Linked DNA regions of Homo sapiens: all the other regions are linked to region 1. Evidence: chromatin contacts called from ENCODE Hi-C or POLR2A ChIA-PET data. All regions are on one chromosome and are shown on one strand. Each heading gives the region's core, a stretch centred on a gene start or an enhancer-like site at or near the end of the contact. The rest is flanking DNA. Distances are from core to core; before and after follow the strand shown.

The links. A loop is a pair of places that touch in the nucleus more often than their neighbours do. ChIA-PET counts read pairs that join two places held with the same protein, here RNA polymerase II (POLR2A). Pooled maps may share reads with other maps.
Region 2: a pooled map shows a loop between it and region 1 (1.9-fold over the local background). The contact joins two enhancer-like sites. A Hi-C loop is called at or near these places in 2 of 168 maps with a recorded cell type or tissue (GM12878 and endothelial cell of umbilical vein) and 6 of 50 pooled maps. POLR2A ChIA-PET finds 5 or more read pairs at or near these places in 4 of 52 experiments (CD8-positive, alpha-beta memory T cell, activated B cell, activated T-cell and 1 more).
Region 3: a loop to region 1 is called in a pooled map, with 2.4 times the contacts of the local background. The contact joins two enhancer-like sites. A Hi-C loop is called at or near these places in 10 of 168 maps with a recorded cell type or tissue (B cell, CD4-positive, alpha-beta T cell, CD4-positive, alpha-beta memory T cell and 5 more), 16 of 37 single-sample maps with no recorded cell type and 16 of 50 pooled maps. POLR2A ChIA-PET finds 5 or more read pairs at or near these places in 11 of 52 experiments (B cell, CD4-positive, alpha-beta T cell, CD4-positive, alpha-beta memory T cell and 8 more).

What each region holds. Positions count from the first base shown.
Region 1 is chr14:68,493,924-68,497,165 of GRCh38, forward strand. It overlaps a transcript of RAD51B not described here. Among named protein-coding and RNA genes, the nearest start is that of RAD51B-AS1, 190 kb to the right of the region's middle. Within about 2 kb of position 1,653, at least 4 of the 41 ENCODE cell types and tissues checked have a DNase peak (open chromatin) inside an H3K27ac peak, as active enhancers do; they include B cell and GM12878, where a contact is called at or near this core.
Region 2 is chr14:68,732,652-68,735,893 of GRCh38, forward strand. It overlaps LOC105370547 (a long non-coding RNA gene), which reads left to right. Exons shown (of 4, transcript XR_007064227.1): 3 at 1,295-1,488. Among named protein-coding and RNA genes, the nearest start is that of RAD51B-AS1, 49 kb to the left of the region's middle. Within about 2 kb of position 1,725, at least 11 of the 41 ENCODE cell types and tissues checked have a DNase peak (open chromatin) inside an H3K27ac peak, as active enhancers do.
Region 3 is chr14:68,274,087-68,277,328 of GRCh38, forward strand. All of the region lies in intron 7 of RAD51B (RAD51 paralog B), which reads left to right. Among named protein-coding and RNA genes, the nearest start is that of RAD51B-AS1, 410 kb to the right of the region's middle. RefSeq lists an enhancer at 1,506-1,555. Within about 2 kb of position 1,530, at least 4 of the 41 ENCODE cell types and tissues checked have a DNase peak (open chromatin) inside an H3K27ac peak, as active enhancers do; they include B cell and GM12878, where a contact is called at or near this core.

The DNA.
Region 1 (3,242 bases), core at 403-2,902:
GGTTTCATGTTCAAAGGCTCCAGGTTGGAGGAGCTCGAGGTTCAGCTGAGTGTCAGAAATGACCAATTCTGGCTGGACGCAGTGGCTCATGCCTGTAATCCCAGCACTATGGGAGGCCGAGGGAGGCGGATCAGTTGAGGTCAGGAGTTTGAGACCAGCCTGGCCAACATGGTGAAACCCTGTCTCTACTAAAAATACAAAAAAAAATTATCTGGGCATGGTGGCACATGCCTGTAATCCCAGCTACTCAGGAGACTGAGGCAGGAGAATCCCTTGAACCTGGGAGGCAGAGGTTGTAGTGAGCTGAGGTCACGCCATTGCACTCCAGCCTGGGCGACAGAGTGAGATTCCGTCTCAAAAAAAAAAAAAAAAAAATGACCAATTTCACCAGTACTGCTCTATTAGAAAAAGGGTGGGGGTAGTTCTTCGGTTTTGTGACTATCCTGTGTACTGGAGGACATTTGTACTTGCAGCCTCATCCAGAAAATGCCAGGAGCATTCCCCGAGGCACTCTAACAGTCAGAGGTGTCTGTGGGCAATACTCCAAGCACCCCCGGTTGAAAACACCAACAAGGCTATCTCTGAAAGACGGTGAACTGGGGCAGCACCACTAAGTTTCACCATCAGTGAGGCGTCAGTCTAGATGGGCACTTTCTTTCCACTGTAAGCTGCTTCCTATTCTTGTTGCCTTTGATGATCTTTGTTTGCCTTCAAGTCGGGTTTGTTACATTTGTTTTCATCTCCAATTCCTGCCATATAAAAATGAGGGCAGTGAGAAAGAGAAAGGAAATACTGAAATTTTCCCTCGGACTATAGCCTCCCAAGAAGGGTCGTGTTCTCTGGAATGACTTTTAACTCTTTATCCAGTTAATGATCGGGAAAGTTTACTAGATGTAGGTTCCCAAGCCCAGCAAGCAGAGTATGTGATAAGAGATAGAAACAGGGACAGAAAAAAATGGATCCATCAGGACCCAGACATTGGGGTGCAACCAGTGGGTCTTCTCCAGCTCCACAGCGCATCAGTTCTGACTCGCTTGTAGATTCCTGAGTACTGCTCATCTGCCCTACAAGGCATAGTGGGTTTTCTCTGATTTCTAGAAATGTCAGCATTCTCTGCAAGGTGAACGGCCAGAGTCGGGATCTTCTATTCAGGCAGAGATTATATAACTCCCTGGGCCCTGGAAGAGCATGACTGTCTACCAGGAACCATCCAGAGAGGCTGTCAGATGAATCAGCATCTGTTCATGCCCTGCCTTGCTTCTCCTGGGCATGACTGCCTCACATGCCAACACCCAGGCTTACAGGTCAACTATTCCAACCCTGCATCCTGCCCACCCCACTTGCTGGGGAGTGCTCTCTACAGCTCTCAGTGCATCCTGTTTGTTCAGACCCCTTTGTCTTCCACTGGCGCAACCGAGAGAGGATTCCTCCGAGCCCCTTTGCTTTTGGCTTTGAAATCAGATCCTGGCACACCTGATTATACTCAATAGCTGGAAATGGTAAGGATGTCCGATGGCAGAGAGCTCTTGTTTTAAGTTCTGCATGCCAGGAAGGCAGGGGGCTGGGTCTCCTTCTCAGGGCTAGGCTGGAGGGGCAGGATGCTCTAGCGGAGGAAGCAGTGTTAACTTGAAGGGAAACGCAGTTGAAAAGGAACTCGAAGCACGGGCTGCCAAGCGCGTAGAAGTGGTAACTGACGACACACTGTGGGGCTCAGACCCCTTCCTCTCTGCTCATATGCCCCTAGATGGGAAACATTCAGTTCCTGCTCAAGGGAACCAGGAGAATCAAACCTGTCTGTCCTGCTTTTTCTGTAGAAGTGTCAGCTCTGAGGCCTTGACTAGGTGGAATAAATAGTGACTTACCTCTTAACCACAGTGAAAAACCCATCAAGCATTTGGATATTAAGGGCTGCCCCTGTGTTCTCAAGGGACCCTCAGCCTCAGACACTGCCTCCTTTCAAGCAAAGATGCTGCCCTAACACGCAAGTCCAGTGGCTTTAAGAGTCATTATGAAAATTTCACACAAAAAGGCACAAAGAGCATCCATGTACCGAAACCCAGCTTAAGAAATGAAATGTTACTGATGCAATTAAAGCCGCCTTTGTCCTTTTGGTCCCATCCTTCCATCCTGCCTTCCCCCAGCAGTAACCACTCAGTCATTGACAAACAGTGTGTCAAACATGCACAAACGGTGATGTGTCCATCCCTCTTTGGAATTACTTAACCTTTTTGAACCTCAGTGTATTCATCGGTAAAAGGGGGCTACTGACAGGATGAAGGAAAATGATTTATGACAAATATTTGGCTGTTGTTCCTATAAAAAGGAAAAAGTCACCGGAAAAAATGGGTCAAATGTAAGACCCTTTCCAGCCTGGCCCCAACTTGCCCCGGCAGCCTCCTCTCCTCTTGTAGCCATATTCCCTCCTCTCCTCTCTGCAGCAGTGTTCCCCAGATATGCCACCTGTGTCCATGCCTCTGGGCCAATGTGGATGCTGTGCTTACTTGCCTGTAATGCTGGTCTCCTGTCACCATCTTCCTTTAACACTGGGGTCCACTGTCCCCACCTCTGACAGGGCCCAGATGCAGTGACTCCTTGGTGCTCCCATGGCCTGATACCTCTGTCTGAGCACTTGCCGTATGGCTGTGATGTTCCTGGTATGTCTGCCTGGCTTTTTCACTGAGCTGCTTATGCAGCAAGGCAGGGATGGGGTCTTCTCCATCCAGTGGCCTGGCCTATTGCCTTCTGGCGCATGGCAGGACCATATGCAGTGAATGAATGAATTCCATTAAGAACATTCGTGATTCATAGGAGGAGGTCAAAATATCAACATTAACAGGAGCTTGGAAGAAGCTGATTTCCACCCTCATGAATGACTTCAAGGGTTCAGGTGCATGAGTAAATGACAGTTCCATCAACAGACTACAACTTTCTGCCCTAGTTAACACAGGGCATCTCCATGTCCCCAGTTCTCCCTATGGGCATTTTTCTCTTTGAAATTCCAAATCTTTTCTGTTCTAGAAGCACGAAACTACAAGTTCTCTCTCAACTCTTCAAATGAGGTTGGAACAAACAGAATGGGGGCATGAACTTTTTTCCCCATAACTTCAATAAACAACAGTTTTAGCCTCAGTAGGCTTTATGCAAGCCTTCAACATCTTTTTCTAGGTATCTTGACACTCATGTTCTTTTTCTTCTTGCAGCCTATGGAAATTCCTAGAGACAGATAAATGTGCAAACCTGTT
Region 2 (3,242 bases), core at 475-2,974, 240 kb after region 1:
AAATTAGCCAGGCATGATGGTGCACGCCTGTAATTCCAGCTACTTGGGAGGCTGAGGCAGGAGAATCTCCTGAACCCGGGAGGCGGAGGTTGCAGTGAGCCAAGATCAAACCACTGCACTCCAGCCTGGGAGACAAGAGCGAAAAGAATGAATAAGATCTGATATTTGATAGCACAACAAGGTGACTATAGTCAATAATGATTGAATTGTACATTTAAAAATAACGAAAAGAGTATAATTGGATTGTCTGTAACACAAAGGATAAAAGCTTTAAGTGATGGATACCCCATTTACCCTGATGCAATTACTACACATTGTATGCGTGTATCAAAATATCTCTCATGCCCCATAAATACACACACCTACTATGTCCCGACAAAAATTTAAAATTTTTTTTAATTTTTAAAAATTTGTTGAAAAACCATCAGCCCTGTTAAGTTGCTCACACGTGCTGTTGCAGCCCCAGCTCACCCGGTAGTAAATCCTGCTGACACAGGGTCCCCCACAGCTATGGGTCTATCCTTCCTCTGGTGTGGCAAGACTACATTTTCAGGAAGCTGCTGGGCAGAATGAAGCAACTCAAAGCTCAGGAGAAGTGTCTACGTGCCTTTTAGGGTTGGGGTTTAACCCAGCACTCAGGGATTTCCCAGCATGCAGACAAAGGCACTGACAGTTACAGCAGAAGCTGGAAGGGTGAGTCAAGCCAGGACTCAGCACGCTTGAACCCATCCACAGCTCCCACTCACATCATCCCACACTCCCTTTTCACATTTACTCCAAGCATCTGGAGCCCCAAGCTCCTGTGCCTCAACCCATGCCCTCAGTAACAGTATCCATTGCCAAGCCAGAATTGACTCCGGGCCCACCTTGCCACTCACTCAGAGTCTGTGAGGAGTGGGCACCGCACGCAGCCGTGAAACAGGCCAACTCACAGGTGGGCTCCCCACTGCACGTCTTGTCCGAAAAGACACCCCTCAGCCCCATCAGTGTTGACTTTGCATTGCGCCATTAGATTATTTCTTTCAGCTCTTCTTAAGACAAATGGCTGGCTGTTGGGAGGCTGGCCAGGGTTAAGGTGGAGCCTCAATGTGGCCATTTTCACAGCCCCGGCAAAGCCTGTGGTTGATGCCAAACCCCCATTGAACTGAATAGAATGGAGGAAAGCTAACCAACCCACCAGAATAATAATCACTAATGCTATGGAGTGATCACACAGCAAGACTGTTCTAAGTGTTTTATGTGTATTCATTTATTTTTACCTCATCATAAGTACTATTATTTTTCTATTTTATAGATGAGAAAACTGAAACAAGGTCACAAACCAGATGATCTAAAGGGTAGCCACTACTGCCTCCTAAAGAACCCCAATCAGGAATCCCAGATTAATTTGCCCAGCATCCTGTTTGGAAACCACATGTCCACCCTGCAACTGTACCTGGCTTGTGTCCCACAAGGAGGAAGATGCAGGGGACTCCGGAAGCTAAGGAGGTAGACATGGGGTTTACTTGGGTTAATGTGGCCGGGGAGTCAGGAGACCTTGATTCCCATTCTGGCTCTGCCCCTATCCGCATGAGGATGGCCAACTGTTCCAACCATGGGTTCCACTCTCCTCATTGCTCAGCCACCAGGTTTCCAGGTCCCTCAGGCCCCTGCACATCCTCAGATATCTGAAGAACAGTGATCGGTGTGACGACAGGGCCCCTTCACAGAACGAACTTGACAAAGAACCACTCACCGCACACACGAGCCTTAGAATGCACGTGTCAGTGTTTTGGGAAATATGTGCTGTTTTGAAATGTGTCTGGGCCATGAGCAAGTTTGGGGGGAGACAGGATAGGAGCTTTTCTTCCAGTTAATGAAGTGAGGCTTCATGGAGGAAGAAGATTTTCTTAGTCACATTTCCTGTTTCACACTGACCTTTTAAAAGGAAACCCACAAGTGAACCTGTGCTAGGGCCTGCTTGCAAAATCTACCCACAGGTATAATAAAGATGATCTAAATAAAGCCCACAGTAGGCCAAGCTTAACCTGAATCAGTGGAAATAATAAGATCACTAAGAAGGGCTGATGGCCTGAGATAAGAGACATGGTGGTGCTCCGTATACTGTAAATAGAAGTGACACGTGAGAGATTTAATGATTATTAAACAGGAATCTAAGCAGAGAGGCAGAGATAAACCATGCAATCTTTTCATCAGTCTCTAGGTACTCAGGGCTTAGCCACTCATTATAAAATGGAGACTCTAAAAAATTAGGAGAGATGGATGCAGTGATTTCAAAAGAAGTTGTGTTGATTGGGTTATAAAATTAATTATGGGAATTAAGATTACTTATCTGCAGAGGAAAAGACCAAGAGATAACTGAAGAACTTAAAGTTGGTAAGGGGCCGGGCTCGGTGGCTCATGCCTATAATCCCAACACCTCAGGAGCCTGAGACGAGAGGACTGCTTGAGCCCAGTTGTTCAAGGCTAGCCTGGGCAACACAGTGACACCCCGCATTTACAAAAATATTTTTTTTGTCCTCAGATTTGGTAGTGTGTGTTTCTAGTCCCAGCTACTAGGGTGGCTAAGACAGGAGGACCGCTTGAGCCTGGGAGGTTGAGGCTGCAATGTGCTGTGATCACACCACTGCACTCCAGTCTGGGTGACGGAGCAAAAGTCCATCTCAGAAAAAAACCAAAAAGTTGGTAAGGAATCAATTATTGGATGACACATTGCCATATCTACTGAGCACAGAATGACAGGCCCAAACAACAGCAGACAGATATGGGATGCTCAAGGATGTCCCAGAGATGGCCAGGTATGGTGGCTCACGCCTGTAATCCCAGCACTTTGGGAGGCCAAGGCAGGCAGATCACTTGAGGTCAGGAGTTCGAGATCAGCCTGGCCAACATGGTGAAATCCTGTCTCTACTAAAAATACAAAAACTAGCTGGGTATGGTGGCGCATGCCTGTAGTCCTAGCTACTCTGGAGGCTGAAGCAGGAGAATCACTTGAACCCGGGAGGCAGAGGTTCCAGTGAGCTGAGATCACACCACTGCACTCCATCCTGGGCAACTGAGCGAGACTCCAACTCAAAAAAAAAAAGAAAAAAAAAAGAATGTCCCAGAGATACCTGCAGAACGGTTGCTAAGGCCACCCAAGTCCAGGGGAGCTTCACCATCAGGCAGCACCCATCGCCATGGCTGTTTACATTAACTCAGGGAAGACGCCACAGAAATGTTAAGTTTTGAAAGCTTTGTTT
Region 3 (3,242 bases), core at 280-2,779, 220 kb before region 1:
GACCCCCACATTTCTAACTGATATGCTTGAATTGCTGTTTCTTAATTTTTCTATTTTAGACATTATCTCATGTTTTCTATGGACGATGACCATAGGGTACTTACACCATTCTCTCCTTCCATTTCACTCTTCCCCTTCTTTTTTCCGGTATGATTATATCATAATATTCAGTTAATATTTACATTACTGTGACAATGTAAGCATTCATGGCAGAGCTACAAAATGTACCATGATTACATTTACTTTCTTCCTTCCTTTCTTGTTTGCATTTTAAAATTTATCTCTGGAACACACATTTCTCTACCCACATCTCCTATCTTTAAATCGATAAGGGCATATGAAACCATAATGCCTTGCCTTTACTACACCTAACAAAATTAACAATTCATTAATATCATCCAATACCCAGCCCAAAATCAGATTTCCCTGATTGTCTCAAAGATATCCTTTTACAGTTGATTAGTTTAAATAAGGACCTAAATAAGGTCCATAAATTGCATTTGGTTGTTATATCCTTTTACTTTCTTTTATTCTGGAGTACTTCCCAGAATAAAATAATAAATGTCACAAATAATGTCACAAATAATTAATAATTATGTCAGAAATAATTACTTCCTTACTCTCCTTTTATTTGTGACATTAATTATTTGGAGAAATTGGATATCAAATGCCCTATATTCTAGATTTGGCTGATGGCTTCTTCACCACGTCCTTTTAACTTGTTCTGCTAGATCTTATATTTCCCATAAACTGGTGGTTGCTGCTAAGGTTTGATTAGATTAGGGTTTAGAGGGTTTTGTTTTGTTTTTTCTTTTTAGGCAAAAACACTCTATAGGTGGTGCTAGTACTTCCTATTTTATCATGTCACAAGGCAATAATGTCTGACTATATCACCTTTAATGGTGATTAAGTTGATCAGTGGTTCGGGATAGTGGCAGCCTGATCTTCTTCCCATGACCAAGATTTCTGTCAACTTTTCACCTACTGGTTTTAGCACCCATTGATGATCATTGCCTAGATCCATTGTTTAATGAGACATATATTCTGTCCTTTCATTCTGCAGTTCTGTCCTGTGCCAGTGAGTGCTGATTATTATGCAGTTTAACTCCAGAAGGCCATCTTATTTTCCTCATTTCCAAGTCTGTGTTAGAGTCAGGGAGTTTCTCTGTGACCCTCATGTGCTACCTGAGAACTGACTAAATTTATATGAAAGTAACATTCTTATAGTTGTATTGATTAAAATTTTTATTTGAACCTCTAGTTGAGCTTTGCTGTTGGCTTTGAAAACATAATGGAAAAGTGGAAAGCATTCTTGTCAGTCATGTTGAAAAGTAACTGGCAGAAAAAGTGGACTTAAAAAAAAAAAGTAGTGGAACAAATAAGGGGACTCTGCTTTGGTTTATAATGCCTCCTTTCTCTAGGGTAGGAAAATTTTGAAGTCCAGTGGGGTCTCTCCTGCCTGCGAGGGAATTGGCGAGAAGCTATCAGGATACGCATGGATGACACACAGTCACACAGTCATTTGAGGACTTTTTGGTTGCTGTTTTGTTTTAGTTTTTACCCCCTTAGAGAAGTCTTTCATAAAAATTTTTCCTAAACCCTGTTGCATGCAAATTAGGGCTTTTCCTTTCCTCTGTAATGGGGCCTGATATTCTTTGATGTGTTGTAGCAGAATTTAGCTTCTAAATACAGTTTGAAACTAGCTCTCCACACACACACACACACACACACACACACACACACACACACACACACCCTTGAATTCTCAGCTGACATGTTATTTCTATTTTTTTGTCCTTACTGCAAGAACCTGTCCTGTAGGAACCAAGTTCAGTGGTAGGAGGAGATTATGTAGACATCTTGCTTCTACTTCCTGTAAAGTTGGATCATGCAGACATGAGATGCAGGTGAACAGGAGAAGGAAGTCCTCTCCAGTGTCTCCCAGCTGGGAGCCTGTTTTCATGCTTTTCAAAGAGCTCCTTTTTTGAGACAGATGAATCCCTGGTATAAATACCTGTGCTGTTATTATAGAAAGAGACAGATTGGTCACCTTGTTAATGACTTCCAGTATTCCAGAGTTCCTCCTCTGAAATACTCTGCAGATCCAAATTATCATAATATAGGGGCCTCTTCTGCCATTTAGAATGACCTTCCACATAACTCTCAATGTCCAAATTGGGCCCTTCCTTCAAGGCCCAGATCAAATGACTCCTCCCCTGAGTCTCCCATTGAGAAGTCATACCTTCCCATCTCCTAGCTTCCCATCCATCCTCTTTTCATGGATTACTTGCTACATTTCATTTTAGCTCATTTGCGTACTCATTTTACTTTTTTTTTAAACAGAAAAATATCAGTCTTATCTTTGTTTTAACCACGATTTGTATTTAATAAGTATTTTCATAACATTTTTAATTTTAATAATTAATTACTTGAGTAATTTTGTTTTCTGAGATATTCAGCTTTTATTTCAACTATGCTTCCAGTATCTACAGGGGAGTCTGTCAGTCACATGTTGAGCCAGGTTTTCTATTTCAGAAGAGGAAGGAAAAGAATGTGTAGGGGAATTAGTATGGAACTGGAGTGAGAAGAACTAGATTCAAAACCCGTCCCCACCACTTCAGAGCAACTGCTTTAGTGCAATTGGTATGTCAGCAGGGGCCTTCCCTCAAAAATACACAGCTCTGTAGCAAAAGTCATCTGTAAGACATATTTAAGACTTAGTTCATCAGAAAGAGGGTAGGGAAGAAAGGACTGTGTAGATTTATGAGCAGTGGTGGATGGCACAGGGATGGGGTCTTGGGCCCTCAAAGCCCTCCGAGGTAGTACTGGCTACTGGGAAAAGGATGTCGGGGAGCAGGTCCCACTTTTAGCTGCACTTGAAAAGATGAGTGTACAAAGCTTATGGAGTACTCAGGACGGAGAGAACATGGTGAGTGTTAGGGAAGGAAGCCTTAAATATAAACTTTACTCTTTAACCTCCTTGCAATCTCACTCTGAACCTCCTTAGTCCCAGGTATGGGTTTCTCTCACTTCTTACTTCCATAGTCCTCTCTTGGAAGCTCTTTGGCTGAATTAATGAAGGGGACCACTACTCATAAACCATAACCAGCACTTACGAGGAGCCTCACATTAGTAATGGACGACAACCCTCAGAGACAGCCATAGGTCCTAATGCTATTATTAATAGTCAAACCTGTGTAGAGAAAAAGGAGAAGCCAAGATCCAGTTCCACGGGACATAAC